2 separate regions of the Homo sapiens genome follow, and region 2 is linked to region 1. A link is a contact called in ENCODE Hi-C or POLR2A ChIA-PET data. All regions are on one chromosome and are shown on one strand. Each heading gives the region's core, a stretch centred on a gene start or an enhancer-like site at or near the end of the contact. The rest is flanking DNA. Distances are from core to core; before and after follow the strand shown. Region 1 overlaps SGPP2 (sphingosine-1-phosphate phosphatase 2). Region 2 overlaps SGPP2 (sphingosine-1-phosphate phosphatase 2).

The links. Hi-C counts contacts between places; a loop is a spot of excess contacts on that map. ChIA-PET counts read pairs that join two places held with the same protein, here RNA polymerase II (POLR2A). Pooled maps may share reads with other maps.
Region 2: a loop to region 1 is called in a map of MCF 10A, with 5 times the contacts of the local background. The contact joins two enhancer-like sites. A Hi-C loop is called at or near these places in 1 of 168 maps with a recorded cell type or tissue (MCF 10A), 8 of 37 single-sample maps with no recorded cell type and 4 of 50 pooled maps. POLR2A ChIA-PET finds 5 or more read pairs at or near these places in 3 of 52 experiments (MCF 10A, activated CD4-positive, alpha-beta T cell and activated T-cell).

Annotation. Positions count from the first base shown.
Region 1 is chr2:222,517,130-222,520,634 of GRCh38, forward strand. The region is part of intron 2 of SGPP2 (sphingosine-1-phosphate phosphatase 2); the gene reads left to right. Among named protein-coding and RNA genes, the nearest start is that of SGPP2, 94 kb to the left of the region's middle. RefSeq lists an enhancer at 1,322-1,914. Within about 2 kb of position 2,047, at least 4 of the 41 ENCODE cell types and tissues checked have a DNase peak (open chromatin) inside an H3K27ac peak, as active enhancers do.
Region 2 is chr2:222,446,640-222,450,559 of GRCh38, forward strand. The region is part of intron 1 of SGPP2 (sphingosine-1-phosphate phosphatase 2); the gene reads left to right. Among named protein-coding and RNA genes, the nearest start is that of SGPP2, 24 kb to the left of the region's middle. Within about 2 kb of position 2,297, at least 2 of the 41 ENCODE cell types and tissues checked have a DNase peak (open chromatin) inside an H3K27ac peak, as active enhancers do.

The DNA of each region.
Region 1 (3,505 bases), core at 797-3,296:
CCTTTTGATACAGACAGAAGACAGGGAAATACTGGGTAGAAGAGGGTGGTCCCCTGGCAAAGGCCCCACCCTCCAGCCTGGAAACCCACTGCCCTAAATAGGAACAGGCATTCCTGTTTTCTCACCCCCCTATCCTGTACCCATATAAACCCCAAATCCCAGACTCCACAGGCAGAAAAACAGAAGAGCAGAAGAGCAGCAGAATGGCACAGCAGAGAAGGGGAGGAGAGGAAGAACATCTGAACATCGAGAGGAGTTCCGCTGGGGACAGTCGGAGAGGAGATCGGCTGCTGGATAACCAAACTCCAGGGGAAGATCATTTTCCCACCACATCCCCCTTCCAACTCCCCATCCATTCCACAGAGAGCCACCTTCACCACTCAATAAAACCCCTGTATTCACCATCCTTCAAGGCCCTGTGACCTGATCCTTCCTGGACACTGGACAAGAACCCAGGTGCCAAGATGGCACTGAGCTGGTTAACACTTAAGCTGTCTGTGATGGCAGAGCTAAAAGAGCACTGTAGCATGCCCACTGGGGCTTTGAGAGTTGCAGACACACATCCCTAGACTCCTAACGTGGGGCCAGAGCCCCAAAAGCATTTGCCCAGGCTCCCTGCACCCTGCCCGTCTGTGTGCTTCCCCTCCTATAAGGGGTTTGAGCAGCAGCTGCAGCCAAACAGACGAGCCACACCCCTGTTGCACGTCCTGTGAAGGGGGTCAGGGAACTCTCCTATTTCACTTTAACCAGCCCCAGGTTCTCTGGCCATCCAGGTTGAACCAGAGTTTTCTGTATATGTACACATACTCATAGAATTCTGTGGATTGTTTTTCAAAGCCTTTTCACATTATCCTCTGAAATCTTCTTATTGTGTCACCATTTTCCCTACTCAAGGATGGGGACCTAATACAAGGCTTGGCTCATCATAGCATCATTGTCACAAATGGCAATGCCAGAAACAGGATACAACCTTCTGAGAGTGATACTTTTCCTCTGCAACTTGAAAAATGTAGCTCTATTTTCTCCTGTTTAAAGAGAGCTGTGATCACAGTCATTGTTATTTGAAAATTATTAATGAGACATAATATGCAGCCGTAGTATTTTTAAATAAAATGAATGATTTTCCTAATTCCACAAAACATTCTTCAAACATAGAAGGTGAAATATAAATGAAGACAAAGGAACTCATGAACCTCAAAGAAATTTAACTTTATCTGAAGGAGAGTCACCCAATCATTATTTTTATGATTCTAAGGTTTCCTGTTTCTGATGATTTTAAGTATTTTTTTACCCTTATCCTCTCTGTTAGGATGTGAGGATTTTAAGTATTTTTGAGGGAACTAGCATTAGTAGTTATGCCTGTGATATTTTGTTTATGTTGGTGAGTGAGGAAGAAGTAGGACTGAGAAGTATATTTCAAGCAGCTTCTGAGAAATTCCCAGTAGTCGGTAATACCTGCCAGTTTTTCAACTCCCCAGATAATGGTCAGTTAGTTGTGGTTTTTACAGGTTCACAGGAGGGAGGCAGAAACATAAAAAGAGTGAGCTGATTTCCAGGAGAGTAGTTCCTGGTGGTTAAGTGGATGGTAAAGAAGTTAAGTTTCAAAGTCTGATTCGAAATTGCAGCTATGGAATTCAGAGTAATTGTCGCTGAGGCTTTATAGCCTGTGGATTTGGCCTGCTGTGCACAGGGAGTGGTTCTTGGTTTTTAGCCCAGAGCAAAGTGGCAGTGAAGCACAAACACATATGCAACACCTTCTCAGGGGGTTACTGGGTTTGCTGGAATTATGCACGGAATTAACCGGCAACTCAAGGAGTTGAAAGAAAGCACAAGAATGTGGGAACTCCTACAGCAATCCAGCTGACTAATCAAAATTATTTTGAAATAGTTCTTCATAGTGGGCCAGCTGACTAACCAAAATTATTTTGAAATAGTTCTTCATAGCGGGTTTTGTTCCAAGCAAGGTAATGCCATCCATCACGAGCTAAATAAAACCCTGGTAAGGTCAACACAGTCCTGGTAAGATATGTTTTGTGATTAAAGCCCACAACAAAGTGATTTGTACAAGAGGACTATATAGTGCGGTGCTTCTTAAATTCCCCTGTGCACATGAATCACCTGGCAATCTTGTGAAAATAGAGATTCTAATTTAGTAGGTCTAAGGAGAATCCTGAGATGACTACATGTTAAAGCAGCTCCTGGGTGAGGCTGGTACAGCCAGTTCTCAGACAATGCTTTAAGTTGCAAAGGCAGGTACTTAAGTAAATATGTTGCTCTTGCATATTAGATTATGAAGTTGTCCTGTAAATTTCTTTGACAAAGTAAGTTAGTCTATTGTTAATAATCCTATTCACTCCTTCACAAAGTAAACAAGTCTGTTGTTAATAATCCTATTCACTTTTAGAGGGTATGGACATCCAATTCTTTTTTAAAAAAATCAACTTTCATTTTAGATATGGGGGATATATGCGCAGGTTTGTCCCAGAGGTATAGTGCACCCAGGTAGTGAGCATAATAAACAATAGTTTTTCAACCTACTCCCTCCCCGTCTAGTGGTCCACAGTGTCTGTTGTTCCCGTGTTTATGTCCTTGTGCGCTCAATGTTTAGCTCATAGTTATAAGTGAGAACATGTGGTATTTGGTTTTCTGTTCCTGAATTAATTTGCTTAGTATTTTGTCCTCCAGCTCCATCCATGTTGTTGCAAGAACATGATTTTGTTCTTTTTTATGGCTGTGTAGTATTCCATAGTGTACCTGTACCACATTTTCTTTATCCAGTCCACTATTGATGGGCACCTAGGTGGATTCCATGTCTTTGCTATTGTGAATACTGCTGCAATGAACAGATGAGCATATGTGTCTTTTTGGTAGAATGATCTATTTTCCTTTGGGTATATACTCAGTAATGGGATTACTGGGTGGAACAGTAGCTCTGATTTTAAGTTCTTTGAGAAATCTCCAAACTGCTTTCCACAGTGACTGAACTAATTTACATTCCCACCAGCAGTGTATAAGCATTTCCTTTTCCCCACAGCCTCACCAGCATCTTTTGTTTTTTGACTTTTTAATAATAGCGATTCTGACTGGTGTGAGGTGATATCTCATTGTGGTTTTTGACTTGTATTTCTCTGATGATTTGTGATGCTGAGCATTTTTTCATATCTTTTTTCAGTAGATATGAACGCTGGTATGTCTTCTTTTGAGAACATGTTCATGTACATCAAATTCTGATTTCTATCTTCTGCTTTGAAAAAAAGGAGGGAGAATATGTCTTCGTTAATGACCTCATGGAAAAATCATTTTTAAAAACTCCATATTAGGCCAGGCATGGCAGCTCACGTCTGTAATCCCAGCACTTTGGGAGGCCGAGGCCGGCAGATCTTCTGAGGTCAGGAGTTCAAGACCAGCTTGACCAACATGGTGAAACCCTGTCTCTACAAAAATATAAAAATCAGCCAGGTGTGGTGGCAGATGTCTGTAATCCCAGCTAGTCAGGAGTCTGACG
Region 2 (3,920 bases), core at 1,047-3,546, 70 kb before region 1:
TTATTCATCATGATTTATCTCTGCCAGCCAATTAAGATCCTTTCCATTTTTGGCTAAACAGTGGAATAAATATTTAATGTGGATATCCTTATTGATTTGATTGAGCCATTTTGAACAGATTGACAGGAATCAAAGATGGATGCCTTCTTTGTCCGTCGTATCCAGTGATAACTCAACATTTGGAGCCTGAAGGATTTGGGGCATGATGGAAATGTTACTGAAATAAATGAGAAAATATGGAAAAAAGAAGGATTGAGTTGTAAAGGAAGTCCGTAAACTCAGTAGTAAAGAAATTTTTGCTGCTATAGGTGACAGTAGTCCCTGTTAATAGTTGCTTGAAATTTTTATTCTTTTCTCATAGAACAAGAGGTTAGAGGCTGGTGAATGCTGACATTTGTTCAGCTGCTCCACAATATCATCAGACTCAAGCTGCCTCTTTCTTTATGCTCCTCCATGTTTTGCCTGTTGGCTTGTTGCCTCATATGCTAAGATAGCTGCTGTTGCTTCTGACATCAGAACCATGTTCCAGCTAGGAACAAGGTGGAGTAGTGATGGCTGCTTGTATCCTTTTTATAAAGAAAACAAAAGCATATCCAGAAGATCTTGCCTCTGACCCACCCACCTCCCTACTTCTCACTGACAGGACTGAGTGTCATGGCCACCCCTAATTGCAAATGAGGTTGGGAAAGAAGGAAGTTGAATTGCCAGACTGACTTGCACTATTGCCTGAGGTTTGGCCTGAGTTTGAGTTCTGCTAACAAGCCACAAGAAAGTGGGTAGTGTCCGGTAAGCAATTAACAGTGTCTGTGTGTTATGCTTTGAGAAATTGAGTTCCTGGGCATTCACGAGGTTTTGTTGGGGCAGTAAAGAACCCCTGATATCTGGGCCGAGGATCCATAATAAAAGAGAAAATTAGAGTGATTGTTGCAGAACCATAGAGGGAACAGAGGTTGACTAATCAGACACAAGTTAAATAACAGATTGTTCCATTTGAAGGAGAAAACCCTATGAGAAGTGAGAAGAACTATGCTTTACTGCATTTTACATAGATGGTTTCATTTAATTCATGTAATTTTCCTCCTGAGAACCTAGTCATTCTACAAACATTTATTGAATGTTTACTATATGCCAGCCACTGAGCTAGGCACTGGGAATACAGTGGTGAGTAAAACAGGCAAAGCCTCTTCAATGCTGAGCTCACGGGTTAGTGAAGGAGGTAAAAAAAAAATAACCAGAGGGGCACATAACAAATAATGTCAGGTAGAAATAAGCACAGCAAGAAAACTCATAGCTAAACAAGGGGATAGAGAGAGCAAGAGAGGTGTATCTCCAACACCACGAAGCAATTTCTCTTGTCACCATTTTATTGCCAAGGATGCTGAGGCAGGCCAGCTAGAATCCCAAGTGACCAGGTAGTATTCGGCAGAACCTTGCTTATGATCTAGGTTGGACTCCGAAGCACATGCTTGGGAATACGTCATGCAGCTGGGAATTGGGGAAACATTTAGTGTCTGCATCTAAGTGGAGAGCTGGAGTCTCTCATGGGACTCGGTGAGAAGAATTCAAGCTCTGTACCATAAAGCTCTTTGGAGTTTTATCTTTGCTCTACATCAGGAACACTCAATGCATGATTTTTACCATGACTTCTTGGTCTCTGCTGGCCAAGTGTGGTTGTTCAAACAAAAGGACTGTACCCCACCATGCCATGAGCCATGTGGGACATACCAGCACCTGCTTTGTGTGCAAGCTGGAGGGATGGTTGAAAAGAGCACAGGCTCTGGAGTCCAACTGATTGGGTTTGCACACTTACTCTCCCACTTGTTGGTGCATAAACATGGGCAAGTTAGCCTCTATGGGACTGAGTTTACCCACCTGCAGAGTTTCTACTGTGTTGTAGTGGAGAACATGTGAGATAAGACAGATAATGGGAGCACAGGAAATGCTTAATAAGCGCTGTGTTGTTTTTGTTGGTAGCATTTAGAAACTCTGCATTATTTTTTGTTATGCTCACATTGCAGAGCTAGCCTCAGAAAGACATGCTTTTCCATGCAGAAGTCTCAAATTCACAAGTTTATAAATTGTGAACAGCCTGGTGACATGATAAGGCACTGTGTTCCCCTGATGGCATATTTCTGAAGCACAGCATGCTCAAAATTTTATCTTCCCGTGTTACATGCTTTTGCAGACAGCACAATATGGAACCAGTCAGGCTCCTAATTATGACAGCAGTCCAGAGCCAGAATCCAGTCATCCAGTTGACAAAGGACTTGGTACAGAGAACAGTGACCAGCTGTTCCCCATCTCCAGTGAGCAGCGAGTAAGAGGAAATGGGTTTAAGCTGCATGAAGGATTTGGGTTATTTATGGTGGAATTTCCTGACCGTGAAGGTTGCTCAACATTAGGACTGGATTACAGAGAGAGGGTGTAGAATTTCCGTCTGTGGAGATTCCGAAAACATGTTCTTGTTTGCGAGATGACTACAGATGCTGCCTTCCCACTGTGCGTTCTGTCTTGTCTCTCTCCCTTTCTACCCATCTGGTCGTTGAAACCAAATGAACCTTCTCTAAGACATTGAGGGTGGGGCTGCTATTTGGAGAAGGGAAAAGAGCTCACAGTTAACTGGTCAGAACATCATCCACTTTTTGACATTTTGATTGCAGGCTTTGGCATTTTGGGTGAGGACACACAAACACAAATTCATTTAGTTAACCTAGGACTGAAAAGCCCACCTGGGCCAGGTGAAAAACAAAAATGGTCAGGTTTACAACTTTGAAGAACTTGGAGAACACGTGCCCCATCCTAAGGATGCAGCCTTTACTCAGGTCAGCCAATTTTTTTTTTTTTTTTTGAGACGGAGTCTCGCTCTGTCACCCAGGCTGGAGTGCAGTGGTGCGATCTCAACTCACTGCAACCTCTGCCTCCCAAGTTCAAGTGATTCTCCTGCCTCAGCCTCCCAAGTAGCTGGGACTATAGGCACCTGCCACCACGCCCTGCTAATTTTTTGTATTTCTAGTAGAGATGGGGTTTCACCATGTTAGCCAATTCTTATCACAAGGACTGTGGGAATGCACACTGCTGCCAAGCTGATTTTCAAGAGCAGTATGAAATCTGGGGAGTTTTAAAATTCTGGCAACTAATTTTCTAAAAGCCAGTTATGTGTGTACCAAGGGGAATGTAGATCTGTGGGTCATAATTCCATGTGCAGGGTGCTTGTTTGTGACTTCTGATCTGTGAGGTCACCTTGGTCCATTGGCCCTGCTAGCAAGTATGGGAATGAGCATCTCTCCAAGTTCAGACACGGGTTTGAGGTGGCAGAATTTGTCTTTTAAAATGGAAAACCTCTATATTTATATTTATGAGCTGAACCATAAGAAATTGACATTTTTGTGTATCAACAATAATCAAATATTGTCAATTTCATGTGCTTCAATCTAAAAGGAATCATCCACTTAAGAGAAACTAGAATATGAAATATAGACTGTGTTCTGTCCTGCAGCATCAAACATTTCTGCCTCCTCTGAGACGAAGAAAGCACTCACTAACTGTTCCAGCACCCCACGTTATTTACTAGCAGACCATGCCTGGCAGATGGAGGTGACATCAGCCATTGCCTGAGTAACATCCATCTTCTCATTTGCACCAAGCAGCTTAAAGAGTCTGCCCTTCCTGGGACTAATGGCTTTAATATTAACATTGTTGAAGCTCCTTTTAGCAGCAGCATAGCCATTTGTGGAAATTTTCCAAATAATCATCTTTCTCTTCTTTTATCTTTCCTTCCATCAATTAGTTATAGGCTATCATTTTCTACAGATATTTTTAGTTTCTATGGATATCATTGCAGAAATCAACTGGACATAGCTGAGGATGAAACAATTGTTACCCTCAGGTAGGTGGACAGACTCCACCTCCAAAAGCAGTAA